2 separate regions of the Homo sapiens genome follow, and region 1 is linked to region 2. A link is an interaction called in ENCODE POLR2A ChIA-PET data of the cell type or tissue named here. Cell type or tissue: MCF 10A. All regions are shown on one strand.

Region 1 (8,000 bases), 210 kb after region 2:
TGTACAAGAGACCCAAGTCAGTTAGGGGCTTAGAAAACATCTCAGGTCTCATCCAGCCCCAAGATTTCTCAGTTCCTGGAAAGGTGGAGAGGAAGAAAGGGGGCTTTGAAAGCAGAAGTAATGATTCAATAAGGATGTTGGCTGCATTTTTCTTCTAGAAGGTGAACCAGAGAATAAAGAACAGATTTGTCTTTATTTTGCAAAACCCAGGTAGGGAGAGTGGAGGGGAATGGAGTAAGAATTAATGCATTGAAGTTAGAAACAAAAAGAATGGAGGGAACAAGCAAGTAAAAAGGAAAAGAAAGAAAGGAGCATGTTATGTTTCCTTTCAGAGAATCATTTGTTGGAACACTACATCTCAAACCTGATAACAGCTGGTAAATACAGCTTCAAGTATTGCATAAAAATATCACCTGATTTTAAAAAATAAAAACTTATTTTTAGTTCACTTTTTCCACTTCTTCCATGCAGAGATATTTAGCCAAGACTTACAACTGGTATTATAGGTTGAATTGTTTCCTCCAGAAAAGATAAGTTGAGGTCGTAACTGCTAGTACCTCAGAATGTAACATTATTCAGAAATACAGTATTTACAGAGGTAATAAAGTTGAAGTGAGATCATTAGGATGGACCCTAATCCAATGTGACTGGTGTCATGGACAGGGAAATTTGGACACAGAGACGGACACACACACAGGGAGGATGCCACATGAAGATGGAGGCAGACACCAGGTGATGCAGCTACAAGCCAAGGAACACCAAAGACTGCCCAAAAACCATCAGAAGCTAGGGGAGGGGCCTGGGACAGGTTCTCCCTTGCAGCCCTAAGGAGGAACCAACCCTACTAACACCTTGATCATGAACTTCCAGCCTCCAGGACTGTGAGACAATGTGTTTCTGTTGTTTAAGCCGCCCAGCACGGGGTACTTTGCTACAGCAGCCTAAGTAGACCAATCCAACTGGCTATTCGAGTTTCACATTTCCTGGCTCCATGCTTTCCAGGTAAAGGCCTAGAGTGCTTCTGGAACTGTGATGCTCAAAAGGCAAGCAGAACCCAGCAAGTTGGAGCAGGAAGTATCCCAGAGATCATCAATCTTAACTTATTTTATAGATATGAAAATTGAAGTTCAGGAGGAGTGAGTGACTTGCCCAAGTTTTCACCATGCAGAGCCATGACTCAAACCCAGGTTGTCAGACCTCCAGCCCACAGCTCTTTCTACCAGGGCCTGATCTTACCCAAACTGCACACACAGCCCTTCTTGTCATTACTTACCTGTTGGTTGCATGCCTCTTAAGTGTAAAACTTTGGGCTGGAGTTACTTGGAACCTGCTGCCATGGCAACTGGTGGGGGCAGGAGCAGGTCCTTTCTAGGGAATCTAGGGCTGCATCAGGGAGGCAACAGCTTACAAGACTAGATACTCCTGCTGTCTGCAGACACATCATATTTCTGGTCCTTTCCTCACCTTCCTCCTCTATTACCTTGCCCTCATGGTCAATCTAAATCACAGAACTAGGAGGGCTAGAGAGGAAAATGTTCCATGTTAGCTCAAATGCCAAGAAGGAGCCAGTGACTGCAACATATATTTGGAGAAGATCTTATGGAATTAAGCTCAGAATAAACTTTCTGAACCCCAGGTAAATTATCAAAGAATGGGGCTTTATTTGTTCTGCGCCTCTGCATCTATATGAAAAGATAGTCCTGGGCTACTTTCTCCAATCATACAGATTGGACCTAAGCTTGTAAGTGGCTCCCAAGTCAGAAGGTATTTGGATTTGTCTCCTCTCCAAAAGTCCTCAAGCAGACCCTTGATTTTTGTCCCACCCAGTAAACATGCCAAGTGCAAGGTAACTACACAGTTAAAGGAGTAGCAATTAAGTGAAATCTTGGGGAGGAAGGCATGGTTTTTCTACCATGGGAAGGACAGCAGGGACTCCTTCCTCCTAATCTTCCTCCTACTGTCTTCCTGGGAACTGGACTTCTCCTGATTTTGTCTCTCAGCAGGAAGAATGAGGCGGGGCCACATCTAAAGTGGTCATAGCCCCCAGGAGCTGATAGGCAAGGAAGGATCTTGGGTCGACCTGTACAAAAGGGCCCAGAGGAAATCCTTTGTTCTGATGTTGAGACACAGCTGTGTGGAAGGAAACCAGGCACAGCCTGTGCACTGATAGACTGGGGAGGTGAAACACTTCAACCATCCCTTTGTTCTCTAGTGCTGTTGCTCTATCTTCCTTTCTATACCTTCCCCCATCCTACCCCAACAAGAACCAGATAGCGCCTTCCTGAACTGATCAGTTTCTCACCTTGCCTTTTTTAAAAAACCGCCATTGGTACAAACAGATGTGGTAGTGAAGGTGAGTGTGATTTTCCTTCAAGATACAGGATCAGAGACACCTCTGCTTATAGCCTGTCCTACCTGCTCATCACTTTACTATTTGTTTTTGGTTTGGTGTGAACCAGGGTCTGCTCAATCCAACTCTTCTGCTCTCTAACCTTCACACAGTTTCCCCACACAACCTTCCCACATTTTACTAGTAGCTGCCCATTCCTCTCCATCCACAAAGTTACTGAGGGAGAAGCCATGTTTGGGCAGGGTGACCTGACCCCACACACCACCGCATCTCCTTAGCCCAATGGGCCAAGCCCATGTCCTACTCCTGGGGAGCTTGGAATTCATGCAGGAGAGACAGCTCAGAAGCTGTTGACAGTAGCTGGTTTTTGCCAAGTGGATTAGTAAGCAGAGAAAGCTGCTCTGCAGCCAGATGGATGGATGGATGGACTTGCATACAAGCAGGAAAAAGAGAGTGAGGGAAGCCTTAACTGTCCACGGTGCTTTCATTCCTAGTTCCAGAACATCCCTAAGGCCCAGCTGCCTCTTGACTTTGGCTTCGTTGATAATCCTCTAGCTTGAGCTAGTTTATGTGGACTTCTGTTGCTTACCTGAAACCAAAAGAACCCCCATTTATCAGAAATCACCTCTGAATCCATTAGCTGGAGAATGGCCAGAGCTGGAGCACCGTAAGATCTCCCCCCAAAAAACACTCCTGTGAGGCCTGGAAAATCCTCCTACTGTATCATTTGAGCCACATTTTACCATCTCACCCACAAGGGTGAAATGCAAGTTTGGAGAATGACTCCATGACATCCAGACACCTTCTCACTCCCCATTTAACTTTGAGCTGGCACATTAACCACAACTGCCAGCTCACATTCATTTTAGCTGCCATGTTTTAGGAAGGACAGTAATGGTTCACAGTCCTTTATCCAAATTCTTGAAGCCCAGTGTTTTGGAATTCAAAATTTTTCAGATTTTAAGAAGTATGGCCCATTATAAATTACATTATAAATTATATAACTCCCCTGGAAGGGTCTATGACTGTCTCCTAATCAAACAAAATGCACTAATATTTAAAAAATGGAATAAATAATGATTATAAGTAGTTTCATGTCAAGTTTTCCTTCCAAACAGTTTCAGATTAACTCAGGACAGGTGTTGCCTCAAGTGAGTTACTAAAAATCTTAGTTTCAAAGCTTTCAATATTGCAGTCATGAACGATTATGGTTGCCCATTTCACAGATAAGTAAATTGATGACCAAGAAGGCTAGGTACCTTACTCGGGCAGTCTGGCTCTAAAGGCCACAGCCTTCACTACCATCCCATCCTGCCACTCCACTGTTACACTGCCTCTTCAAACTTAACCCTAACCAAGAGTGGCAGGCTGATGCCAGATCTGCTAAACCCTATGGAAAAAATCAGAATGGGAGCTGTTGAACAGAATAGACAAAGCCAAAAAGGAGATGTGGTCATCTTCTTCAGATAGCCATCTTTTCCGCAAATTCTTTCCCTAAGGCCATTTTTAACCAGGGGACACTGGGCTACCAAGGACACTAAGAACAATCTTGCAAGGAGAAAGAGGTGTTGAGGTTCTGAGCGAGAGGTATGCAAAGGATGAGTAGAGGTTAATCCTAATCTTTGCCAAGTAAAGCAAAGGAAAGCTATGAGTGTCAACAGCCTCAGGTCTTTATCTTTTAGTTTGTTCATTCATCACTCATTGGGTGCCTACTTTGTGTACAATGCAATCAGTGCTGGAAAATGCCAGAGAACAAACTGTCCCTGGCTAGCAAAGCCCTCTACAAGCCTGCTCCCAGCTGCCTTTCTGATCTCTTCTCTCCCCTTATAACCTTCTCCCTCTCCCACTAAATCCAGCCACACCAGCCCTTCCGTGTCACAAACCCTCCAAGATCTTCCCGGCATCGGGACCTTTGCCCTTGCAGCTTCCCGTGCAGGCACTTTCTGCTTCCCGCTCTTCCAATGCCTGGCTGACTTCCCTAACCACCCAAAGGGAGGAGCCACCCAGTCGCTCATTTCCCCATTGCCTTAATTTTCATCTTTGCTCTTACTGGTATCTACTGTTGTTTCTGTTTTTCATTTGTTTACCTTCTCTCCCTATTGAATACAGCTTTCTGGGATCGGGAAGCTGATCTGTTTTGCAGTCTGCTGAATCTGCAATGTTTCAAATAGTGCCTAGTGCATAGTAAGTAGTCTATAAATATTTATTGAATAACAAGAAAGAAATTGGGCTTATATTTTGGAGTTTATGTTAGCTTTGTTGTTTTGTTTGTTTTTTGAAAGCCTGAAGTTTTAGACTAGAGAAAACATAACACAGGTATGTGGCTGAGATGGCTACCTGTCCAGCAACATCCATATTCCCTGTCTTTAATAAGAGCACTCCTGTGTTTTAGCTGAGAATTTCTCTGGCCAGTTCAAGTGTACTTTTCTTGGCATCTTTACAGCATGGATTTGGTCATGCTGGGTGAGAATGAGCTGTGTCATTTCTGAGTCATGTCCTTAAAAGAAATTTACATCCTCCCTTCCCCTGGCCTTTATCCCCCTTCCCGCTACCTAGATGATATCAGGATCCAAAGCAACCCCGTTGGAGCCAAAGATGGAAATCCTGTGTTGAGAAAGACGAGCCGCCTTGTCAGCTGTGAACAGTTTACTTCTGGGTTATTACATGGAGAAAAATAAACTCCCATCTTTTTAAACCATTATATGTGGGGCTTTCTTAGTTACAACAGCTAGGCCAGTACCCTATGCCTAACAGAAGTTTTTAAGTCTTTTTCAGCAACTTAGAGTGTTTTAGCTCTATCTGGTCTGCCTCTGCCAGAAACTACTACACAAATATTACCTTTTTTTTTGTTTTATTTTATCCTTACCATTTGTCAAGTTAGTTCCTGTGTCCCACAACACACCGCATTTGTGTGTTGCAGAAAGAGAAGGAAAACACATTTAATGAATGTCTACTAGGTACCAGGGACTATATTAAATGCCTTGCCTGTAATACTTTGATTCTCCTAATAGACATATGAGTCTGATGTCATTTTCTCTTTTTTTTCCTTTTTTTTTTTACTATTATTAAACTTTAAGTTCTAGGGTACATGACCACAACGTGCAGGTTTGTTACATAGGTATACATGTGCCATGTTGGTGTGCTGTACGCATTAACTTGTCATTTACATTAGGTGTATCTCCTAATGTTATCCCGTCGCCCTCCCCCCACCCCATGACAGGCCCCGGTGTGTGAGGTTCCTCTTCCTGTGTCCATGTGTTCTCATTGTTCAATTCTCACCTGTGAGTGAGAACATGTGGTGCTTGGTATTTTGTCCCTGGGATAGTTTGCTGAGAATGATGGTTGCCAGCTTCATCCATGTCCCTACAAAGGACATGAACTCATCCATTTTTATGGCTGTACAGTATTCCATGGTGTATATGTGCCACATCTTTTTAATCCAGTCTATCATTGATGGACATGTGGGTTGGTTCCAAGTCTTTGCTATTGTGAATAGTGCCGCAATAAACACACATGTGCATGTGTCTTTATAGCAGCATGATTTATAATCCTTTGGGTATATACCCAGTAATGGGCTTGCTAGGTCAAATGGTATTTCTAGTTCTAGATCCTTGAGGAATCGCCACACTGTCTTCCACAATGGTTGAACCAGTTTACAGTCCCACCAACAGTGTAAAAGTGTTCCTATTTCTCCACATCCTCTCCAGCATCTGTTGTTTCCTGACTTTTTAATGACTGCCATTCTAACTGGTGTGAGATGGTATCTCATTGTGGTTTTGATTTGCATTTCTCTGATGGCCAGTGATGATGAACATTTTTTCATGTGTCTGTTGGCTGCATAAATGTCTTCTTTTGAGACATGTCTGTTCATATCCTTTGCCCACTTGTTGATGGGGTTGTTTTTTTCTTGTAAATCTGTTTGGGTTCTTTGAAGATTCTGGATATTAGCCCGTTGTCAGATGAATAGATTGCAAAATTTTTCTCCCATTCTGTAGGTTGCCTGTTCACTCTGGTGGTAGTTTCTTTTGCTGTGCAGAAGCTCTTTAGTTTAATTAGATCCCATTTGTCTATTTTGGCTTTTGTTGCCATTGCTTTTGGTGTTTTAGACATGAAGTCCTTGCCCATGCCTATGTCCTGAACGGTATTGCCTAGGTTTTCTTCTAGGGTTTTTATGGTTTTAGGTCTAACATTTAAGTCTTTAATCCACCTTGAATTAATTTTTGTATAAGGTATAAGGAAGGGATCCAGTTTCAGCTTTCTACATATGGCTAGCCAGTTTTCCCAGCGCCATTTATTAAATAGGGAATCCTTTCCCCGTTGCTTGTTTTTGTCAGGTTTGTCAAAGATCAGATGGTTGTAGATGTGTGGTATTATTTCTGAGGGCTCTGGTCTGTTCCATTGATCTATATCTCTGTTTTGGTTACTGTAGCCTTGTTGTACAGTTTGAAGTTAGGTAGCATGATGCCTCCAGCTTTGTTCTTTTGGCTTAGGATTGTCTTGGCAATGTGGGCTCTTTTTTGGTTCCATATGAACTTTAAAGTAGTTTTTTCCAATTCTGTGAAGAAAGTCATTGGTAGCTTGATGGGGATGGCACTGAATCTGTAAATTACCTGGGCAATATGGCCATTCTCACAATATTGATTCTTCCTATCCATGAGCATGGAATGTTCTTCCATTTGTTTGTGTCCTCTTTTATTTCATTGAGCAGTGGTTTGTAGTTCTCCTTGAAGAGGTCCTTCACATCCCTTGTAAGTTGGATTCCTAGGTATTTTATTCTCTTTGAAGCAATTGTGAATGGGAGTTCACTCATGATTTGGCTCTCTGCTTGTCTGTTATTGGTGTATAAGAATGCTTGTGATTTTTGCACACTGATTTTGTATCCTGAGACTTTGCTGAAGTTGCCTATCAGTTTAAGGAGATTTTGGGCTGAGACGATGGGGTTTTCTAAATATACAATCATGTCATCTGCAAACAGGGACAATTTGACTTCCTCTTTTCCTAATTGAATACACTTATTTCTTTCTCCTATCTGATTGCCCAGGCCAGAACTTCCAACACTATGTTGAATAGGAGTGGTGAGAGAGGGCATCCCTGTCTTGTGCCAGTTTTCAAAGAATGTTTTTGCCCATTCAGTATGATATTGGCTGTGGGTTTGTCATAAATAGCTCTTATTTTGAGATATGTCCCATCAATACCTAATTTATTGAGAGTTTAACATGAAGGGCTGTTGAATTTTGTCAAAGGCCTTTTCTGCATCTATTGAGATAATCATGTGGTTTTTGTCTTTGGTTCTATTTATATGCTGGATTATGTTCATTGATTTGCGTATGTTGAACCAGCCTTGCATCCCAGGGATGAAGCCCACTTGATAATGGTAGATAAGCTTTTTGATGTGCTGCTAGATTCAGTTTGCCAGTATTTTATTGAGGATTTTTGCATCAATGTTCATCAGGGATATTTGTCTAACATTCTCTTTTTTTTGTTGTGTCTCTGCCAGGCTTTGGTATCAGGATGATGCTGGCCTCATAAAATGACTTAGGGAGGATTCCCTCTTTTTCTATTGATTGGAATAGTTTCAGAAGGAATGGTACCAGCTCCTCCTTGTACCTCTTGTAGAATTCAGCTGTGAATCTGTCTGGTCCTGGACTTT
Region 2 (8,000 bases):
GGAGTGAGGGATGGGAAGTGGAACAGGGAAGGGGGAGGAGGCAATGCAAGGATGTGCCGTGGAGTTGGCCACCGCTATAGACAGAGGGGCCACTGGCCTTGGAAGGAGCCATGTGAAATGGGCCTCAGATAACAGAGGGAAACATTTATATATTGGCCCATCCTCCACTGATTAGAAGAGCCCACATGGGCACGACTCCTATCCATTTCTAAGTTGTACAAGATATGAGTGTCCAGTGGATGCAACAAGTGCCTACATGAAGTATCAGGGGCACCTCAGGGCAAGAAGCAGGAGTATGGACCAGGTCCACACACTGTCCAGCTGCCCCCGTGTGAAGGTCGGCAATCCTGTGTGGAACAAGTTGATGAGGACATGACTGGAGTAAGAGGTGAGATGAGAGTGTTCAAAATTGAAGTGTCTAAAACCCACATCTACAAAACAGAGACAATAACAGTATCTGCCTCATAGGCATTTGAGAGTTAAGTGAGATGCTTTATGTGGAAGTGTTCTATAAACTGCAAATTCTAATTGTTATTGCTGTTAAAGTGACCTTCGGCTTATGTAACTAGAAAAGTGCCTAACACACTATTAAACAAAAAAGAAATGTGAGTTATGGGAGTTACTAAGTAAGAAGAGTGAAGGAGCAAATACAGAGGTATCCCAAGCTCTTTACTCGAGGTTCCTACCAATGTAAGATTTACCTAATACATTTCACATGTTCCTACTCTGTTCCATATTCAGATAGATTCAAATGAGGTAAATAGTGGTAGAAGAGATATTTTTAAAGTAGCTTACTTGAAGAATTTATTGAGGCCATCCCTTTGAAAGGAGAGAGCTAGGGGAAGATTTATTTGCCTATGCAATGTAACCCCATTCATGGACTTAACTGCCTTTGGCTTTTTCCATTGTTTGACAAAATATTTGAACAGAAGTTGGGTGGGAAATCTTTAGAAATCAGAAAATGGGGTTCTCTTGCCTTAAAAGCATGTAAACTGTGATGAAAATAGAGCAAGGCAAATCACATTCTGTCATAAAGAATCAAACAGGCATAGCGTACCACAGAATCAACAGCCACCCTGATCATAGATTAACTGGATAGAGGTCAGGCAGCACCAACCTAGGAAGCTTTCATTTCATTACAACTTACTTCACTTCAGTAAGCCCTTACAGATCCTGTGATAGGCAGAACCAGGCATGTGCTAGGCCATGGGGCTACAGGGATGGTGAGGGTGAAAGACAAGGAGATTAACAGTGAGAACACAGTGGCATCAAGAGAGGTGCACAAGAGTGTTCACAGAGTGTAGAGAATGGGTGCAAATGAAAGGTGCCTGAGTCCGCTTGCAGGGAAAGAGAAAGAGGGTCAATGCAGTTTTCAAAACAACAACAAACAACAACAACAACAGATGCATCACCAAAAGTCTGGTGGATAAGCAGGCATTAGTTGGATGGAGTGGAGGGGCGGGGGTATTTCAGGCTAGAGAGAACAGCCTGGGCATTTGTCTAGAGGTGGGAGGAGGCCTGATACTTTGGAGGAATTGCAAGAAGGTCAGTGTTAGGGAGCAAGGGGAGTGAAGGGGGCAGGGATATGGTGGGAGAGGGGGTTGCAGCTGCGAGACCTGATGGGGCAGGACGGTAAAGAGCCGTCCATTTGGATGCATGCATTTGAACTTGCCTATGGGAAAAGGCAAGCCACAGAAGGATGTTAAGCAGTGGAGTGATGAGATGATATTAATGTTCTCTGTCTAGAAGATACCTCTGGCCATGGGATGTGAGAGAGTGGAAGACCGAGTGGGGCTGGATACATGCAGAAGCTGGAGCTCAGCTTGGAAATGATCATAGTGTTGAGTCCGGGAAGATGGATAAGGGCCTGTGGCAATGCAGTAGGAATAAACAGGTGGTGATGGACTTCCAGCAGGGACCCAACATGCTGGTGACCATTCATTTGGATGTGGAAGATGAAGGAGGAGATGGTCAAAGCAATAGCAGGTTTCTGCCTCAGGTGACCAGGTGGAAGGTTGTGCCATTTGCTGAAGAGAAAAAAAGGCTGGTGGAGAAAGTGGAGCCAAATTGGAAGAATAGAAACATGGTTGCTGGAGATAGCTGCTTGCAATGTTTTGTTTTTCTCTATTTATTTTGGGACATGGGATCCTTTTGTAATATTTTTACACATGAAAAGGGGTATAGTCCTCAAAGGCTGTTAGGACTGTCACATATGATTATGCAAGTCTTGCCGTGCAAAAGGGCTTCTGGCCCGGGAGAGAGCGAGGCTGACCTGCAGCCTGTGCGAGGCTCCTTGGGAGTGTACGGACAGGGTTGCATCTGCCTGGGAAAGGGGTACCCATGAGGATGCTTCCCATCACCTCTCTGGACCCACTTCCCACCCTCCTCTGTGCCCTGGCTGGCTGGCCTGTGTGGATGACATGGCCCACCCCCCTCCCTCCAGCACCTGGCTGAGTTCCACCGTTGGGGGTGCTGGCAGGAGAGCAAAGGGAAGAGCGTTTCTCTTGGCTCCTCTCCTTACTGAGGGCCATTGATTGTCTCTCTCCCTTTCTGAAGGTCACAGCTTCCAAAGCTACAGTTCTTGCTTTGTCTCAGTACAGGGCTCTCTCTCTCCTTGTCTCTCAGGGCTCCCCACTGTTGCTAGCCCCAGGATACCATACCATTCCTTGCAGGTTTGCCTAAATCCCACCCACGTCTTTGTAAATGGTGCCTTCCCCTCACACTTTCCTTCATTATCCACTTTGACTGTGTCATCTGTTTCCCGCCAGGACCAGGACTGATATTGAATATTTTTCTAATTAACACAAGGCAACATCTTCATTCACTTCCCCATGCACCTGTGAAGCTGTGACTACCATCGGGACGCCTGTTTCTAGTTCTCAGGAAGGTGCTGTGTTAAGCGAAGGGCCCTCTGGGTTCTGAAACTCTGGGGGCCTTGATTCCTCTGCAAGTGGGAGCCAGATTGGCTTTTCAGTCTCACCCAAACTTTGAGCTAGAAGGGAAGAGGGAGGAGAGTGGGGAAGGGAAAGGTGTCAGAGTCAGCGGACCCTGAGGAGAGGCACTGTGGATTATCAGTGTGAGGTATTAACATCACCCCTCCAGCCTTCACTGGGAATTGGGAGTCGACACTTGGGAATGTTTGAGTGCAGGTAAGGCAGGTGTCCCTACTCCACCAGAATGATCTGCTCCCCTTCTTCAAGTTTCTCGGTTTCTTACCCAACCATCCCCTTCCCCTACCCTGGCTATATGTAGCTGTTTCTAATTTTCTTTAATTTAACAAGGACTCAGTAAAAGAGAATATTTTCGTTAAACTTTCAGGTTTAACAAGATATTGTGAAAGCCATTGATCTCCACTCTATCACGCTGGAGAAGTAGGGAAATACCTATTTGTAAAATGTGCGTGTCTGCCTGTTGACACCCAGTTGTTGGCTTATTTGTTCATTCATTTATTTATGCATCTATTATTTATTCATTCATCAAATAGCTGTCAAATGCTATCTAAGACTTGATTGTTGTATTTATCCTCAGCTGGACCCTTCTATCCCCTCCTAAAGGAAGAGGAAGGAGGCATGCAAGGCACACAGCAAGGTGGGCTGATGCCAAGCTAGAACAAGGAAAGTGCAGTTGGAGGACATGTGTGGTGGGACCTGTAGCTGACCTTTCCCCTCCCTGCAGCCAGACTTTGCCCTCCCTGCAGCCAGGCCTGGGCCACACGGGTAGGAATACCCTGGCAGTTCACATTCTCACTCAGTCTCACACTCACTTTGTACTCTGATGCTGACATGAAGTGGCTCTGCTGGCAGCCCACGTGTTTCCAGATACTTGACCCAGCTGCAGGTATGAAGGCCTTACCTCCTGGCAAATGTGAAACAAAAGTCGAAGGAGACAAAGAGCCTGTGAGCTTGTTCCCCACTCCTTTCCATACTCAGCTGATGACTCAATTCACCACCAAGGGTGAGCATGAGGGATCTGTCCGTTCATATTCATCTTCCACCCTTTCCAGGCTTTGGATGTGTGGAGCTGTGCTAATTTGGAGTTGCTGAGCTACAGGACAGTGTTAAGAGAGGCTCTGGCATCTCAGATTTATTGCTTGAATACTTGAAATCCTTATTACAGGAAGTTACACAGCTTGCTTCCAAGCAGCACATGTAAAATTGCAGTTTGACGTTCTGGGGAAATCCCAAGCGTCACGCTGTTTCACCAGAGTGATAAATTGACAAGGGGCCAGTGTTCTGATGAAATCTTGCTTCTGTTTGCCTGCCTTCCCCATGAGTTCTCTAGTTTCCTAAGAGCCAAGAGTGAGCAAATAGGCTCTTACTCATTTTAGAACATTAGTCTTCTAATTTGCATACTTTCTTTCTACATCTAGTTATTGGTACTTGAACGGAAGTGGAGGAGTCTGTCCTAACATATTCCTCTGCCCTCCCCATCCCATCATGATTGAGAAAGAGAGAGAGAGAGAGAGATTGGAACTTGGGTTAGGAACTACTTTCCAGAATCTTTTATTTTCTTCTTTTTACTTATCTACCTTCCTTCCCTTTTTCTTTTCATTCCATTTCTCTCTCCCTCTTTTATTCAGTAATTTATCCAATTACCCATTCATTACTTTGTACCTGGAACCTGAGCTTAAGATAGCTGTGTCCTCTTCCTCTCCCTGATTAGGATTTAGATGTAAGTCTGTGAATGCCAGGATGATGTGTGGCTCAACCTACCTGTGGGTCTGCATACCTGAGTGATGGAGTCTCCTAGGAAAGACTCTCTTCACAGGAGGGGGAAATAGAAGCACCTACTAGGTTCAGTTGCACTGGACCAGGACTAGAATGGAGACTGGGGTGGTCCTGGTGGGGTTTGAGGAACAGCACAGTGCCTGTCACTCTGATGTCTTCTGGCCCAGCGCCCAGGGCCAGAAGTCCTGGGAAGTCCTGCGCCTGGGTCCTGAGATGAGGGTATTGGAATAAAAAACAAGTGTAAACAAAAATAGTTCATCACAAAAGCATCCCTAGGTTACAGGAAGCAGGGGGCAAGAGCAGCACCAGCCAGCCCCAAAAGCCAGGCTGATGTCAGTGTCCTTGACCCTGTGCAGATGCAGCTGTGTCATGGGTGGTGGTGGTGGGCACCTCCACTGTGCTCCAGCATAGACGTGCTGCTCTCTAAGGCTGCCTTGGTTGTCAGCAGCAATGGAGACCCCAGTCCCGTAAGCAGAGGCAGGTGAGGAAGAAGGTAGCAGGTGCCACACATAGCAGTGGGCAGTCATGCTCAGTATCTGTAAGATAATCCCTGGAGAATCCCAGACTTTAGGGGATGAGTTTGATGTGAGGATGTGTGTGGTTGGAGCAGCTGCAGAATGGATTTGGGTAAATCCAGAGAATGCTGTTTTGTATCTCTCACTAAGATTCTGTTTCACTCTAGGCAGAGGAATTTGAGAGACACAGGCTTTTACACGTGCCTTAAATCCAACTTACTTCCAAAAAGCACTTGTAGAAGCTTTATAGAAAGCCTCAATATAAAAGAGATAATTTTTTTAAAAAGAAGATGAACCACAGTCAAGAAATAAAGACTGGAAGGAAGGAAGGAAGGAAGGAAAGATGAGTGGTGTTTTACTAGAAAGCCTAGTCAAACAAATGTTTTTGCGTGGTTTGGAACTGTTATCTCTTCTGGGCTTAATTCCTAAGAAGACAAACTCTATGCCTAATCAAGACCTGAAAAAAAAAATGAAATTCAGTTATTTAGATGGCGATTCTATTTTGTTTTCTAAATGTATTACTGTACCAGGAAAGTTCTATAATTCTTCATGGTTAGAGAGCTGCCGGAAGTCATCAGACTTTATTTGAATACATTGTTGGAAAATCCTGATTATTAGTTCTGTGTCCCCAAGGCCACAAATGACCCCAAAATGCAGCTGCCTACATGTCAAGCTGGGGATTACACCGATAGCTGAGGGAGCTGGAAGTGTCCTGTACTCATGATCAGCACCTGCACCTGTCCTTCTCATTTTACCCTCACAATGATGCAGGGAGATGGGAGGGCCCGTACCGTTATCTCCACTCCACAAGTGAAGAAACCACAAGTCAGAGAGTTGTCCAAGACCATACTTAGGTGCAGGGCTGGTGTCGGAATACAGGCTCCGATTCTCAAATCCCAACTGCATAGGCCCTTTCCTGAACATAGGTCTGGAATAGTAACTTACCTAACTTTCTTACAAGCACCAGGAAATTCTGATGCTCACCCAAATGTAGGACTCTTAACCCCAACACCATCTGTCCCCACTTCCACTGAAGACTCAATGGATCATGGGGGCAGTTTTCCCCATGCTGTTCTCGTGATAGTGAAGGAGTGCTCACGAGATCTGATGCTTTTAAAAGTGGCAGTTTTTCCTGTGCTTTCATTCTCTCTCCTGCCACCTTGTAAAGAAGGTGACTGCTTCCCTTTCCTCCATGATTGCAAGTTTCCTGAGGCCTCTCTAGCCGTGCAGAACTATGAGTCAATTAAACCTCTTTCCTTTATAAATTACCCAGTCTCAGGCATTTCTTTATAGCAGTACAAAAACGGGCTAATACATTGAGTAAATTGCCCAGGATGATACAGCAAGGAAACAGGTTAGATGAGGTTGATGAATATTGGGCATCTGATGGCTAAAGGTGATTGGAGGACAAGAAGAAGAAGAAGAGGACATGGTCTCTGAACAGGGAGCACACAGCCTGATGATGAATCGGGGCAAGTTTCACAGAACAGTAGTTCTTTCTGCTTCATCCCTTTAGTTGTTTTGTAAGTCCAAAGTAAAAGGGTTCCATCCGACTGTACTGAGAGAGGGACTGGCACTAGATGGATTCTATTGACAACTGCAGCCAGAATTCAGACATCCAGAGTGGACACAGCACATCACAGCCCATGCCTGTGTGAGAGAGCCACCCCCCCCAACACCTACCCATGCCCACATTCACACCCACCCACAGGCACAAATAAAGTGCTAACCTCCTCCAGTGGGGACAGTACTGGGAAAATGCCAGCTGACCTGTGGTCTCCTTTGGCTCCTTAGAAATTCAAAACTGCTGTAATTAAACATTTCCAAGAATTTGTAATACCCTCAGAGTATTAGAGAAAGCACTAGAAGTTTCCTGAGGTAACAAAGCAGAGAATAGTGAGGGGAAGAAGACAAAACAGAGCATTGTAGGCAAGACAGTAGCACCGATTTGAGGGAAGAAATTGGCTTATGCCTTTGCGAGACTACTGGGAAGAGGCCTACGAGGGAATAGAGAAGAAAAAACATTTGTTAAGTACCACATATGTGCCTGATTCTGTGCTTTCATATATACCTGCTTTCATTCTCAAATAACTCTAGGTAGGTATTTTGGTTCTATTTTACAGGTAAGGAAACAGGCTTGGACAGGGCAGGTAATTCATCCAAAGTGACCCAGACAGTAAAAGAGAACCTGGACTTGAAACCCAGGTCTTTGAAGGCACAAACGTCCATGCCATCCCTATTGCATCCGTATGCATGTGTATCAGTATGTATCTTAACAAATGCGGCATTTAATAAGTTCCAGGTTCTGTTCTAAGTGCTTTACAAATATTAACTCATTTAATACCCACAACCACCCTAGGAAGTAAGTGCTAGTATTATTTTCAGTTAGCATAAGAGGAAATTGAATAACAAAGAGATTGTGTCATCTGCCCAGATCACATGTCTGCTGGCAAGCTGGCTGCTTGGCTGAGGGCTCATTCTTCCCGCTTTTACTCTGTGGGGCCTCTATGTGAGTGGAAGTGCTTATTTCTTGGGTTAGAGCCAATCCATCTCTCCAGCTTACAGTAAACTAAAAAGGGGAAAGCAGTAACTTGGAGGCTAGAAGATGCCAGAGGAAACATGTCCACCCAAGATCAGAGCACTCATTCTTGATAAGTAGCTCAGACTCAGCCATCCTTGAAACAGCCTTGGCTGCCTGGCAATGCATCAACACTTCAAGGCTATCTGACATGGCAAGAAATAATAACTCTCGACACCA

The links. ChIA-PET counts read pairs that join two places held together with the same protein. Peaks named below come from ENCODE experiments on the same cell type or tissue, not always from the same donor. Only the 100,000 strongest peaks of a DNase experiment are listed, where the experiment ranks them.
Region 1: POLR2A ChIA-PET joins it to region 2 with 16 read pairs; 3 of 35 experiments call an interaction of 5 or more read pairs at or near these places.

The regions. Positions count from the first base shown.
Region 1 is chr7:106,213,474-106,221,473 of GRCh38, reverse strand. It overlaps LOC124901719 (a long non-coding RNA gene), which reads left to right and starts at 4,298. Exons shown (of 2, transcript XR_007060467.1): 1 at 4,298-4,534; 2 at 4,907-5,049. In MCF 10A, no CTCF peak of the experiment used is centred here; DNase peaks (open chromatin) are centred at 4,203 and 4,863.
Region 2 is chr7:106,421,349-106,429,348 of GRCh38, reverse strand. No RefSeq gene overlaps it. Among named protein-coding and RNA genes, the nearest start is that of NAMPT-AS1, 140 kb to the right of the region's middle. RefSeq lists enhancers at 3,912-4,011, 3,395-4,594. In MCF 10A, no CTCF peak of the experiment used is centred here; DNase peaks (open chromatin) are centred at 4,218, 7,718 and 7,978.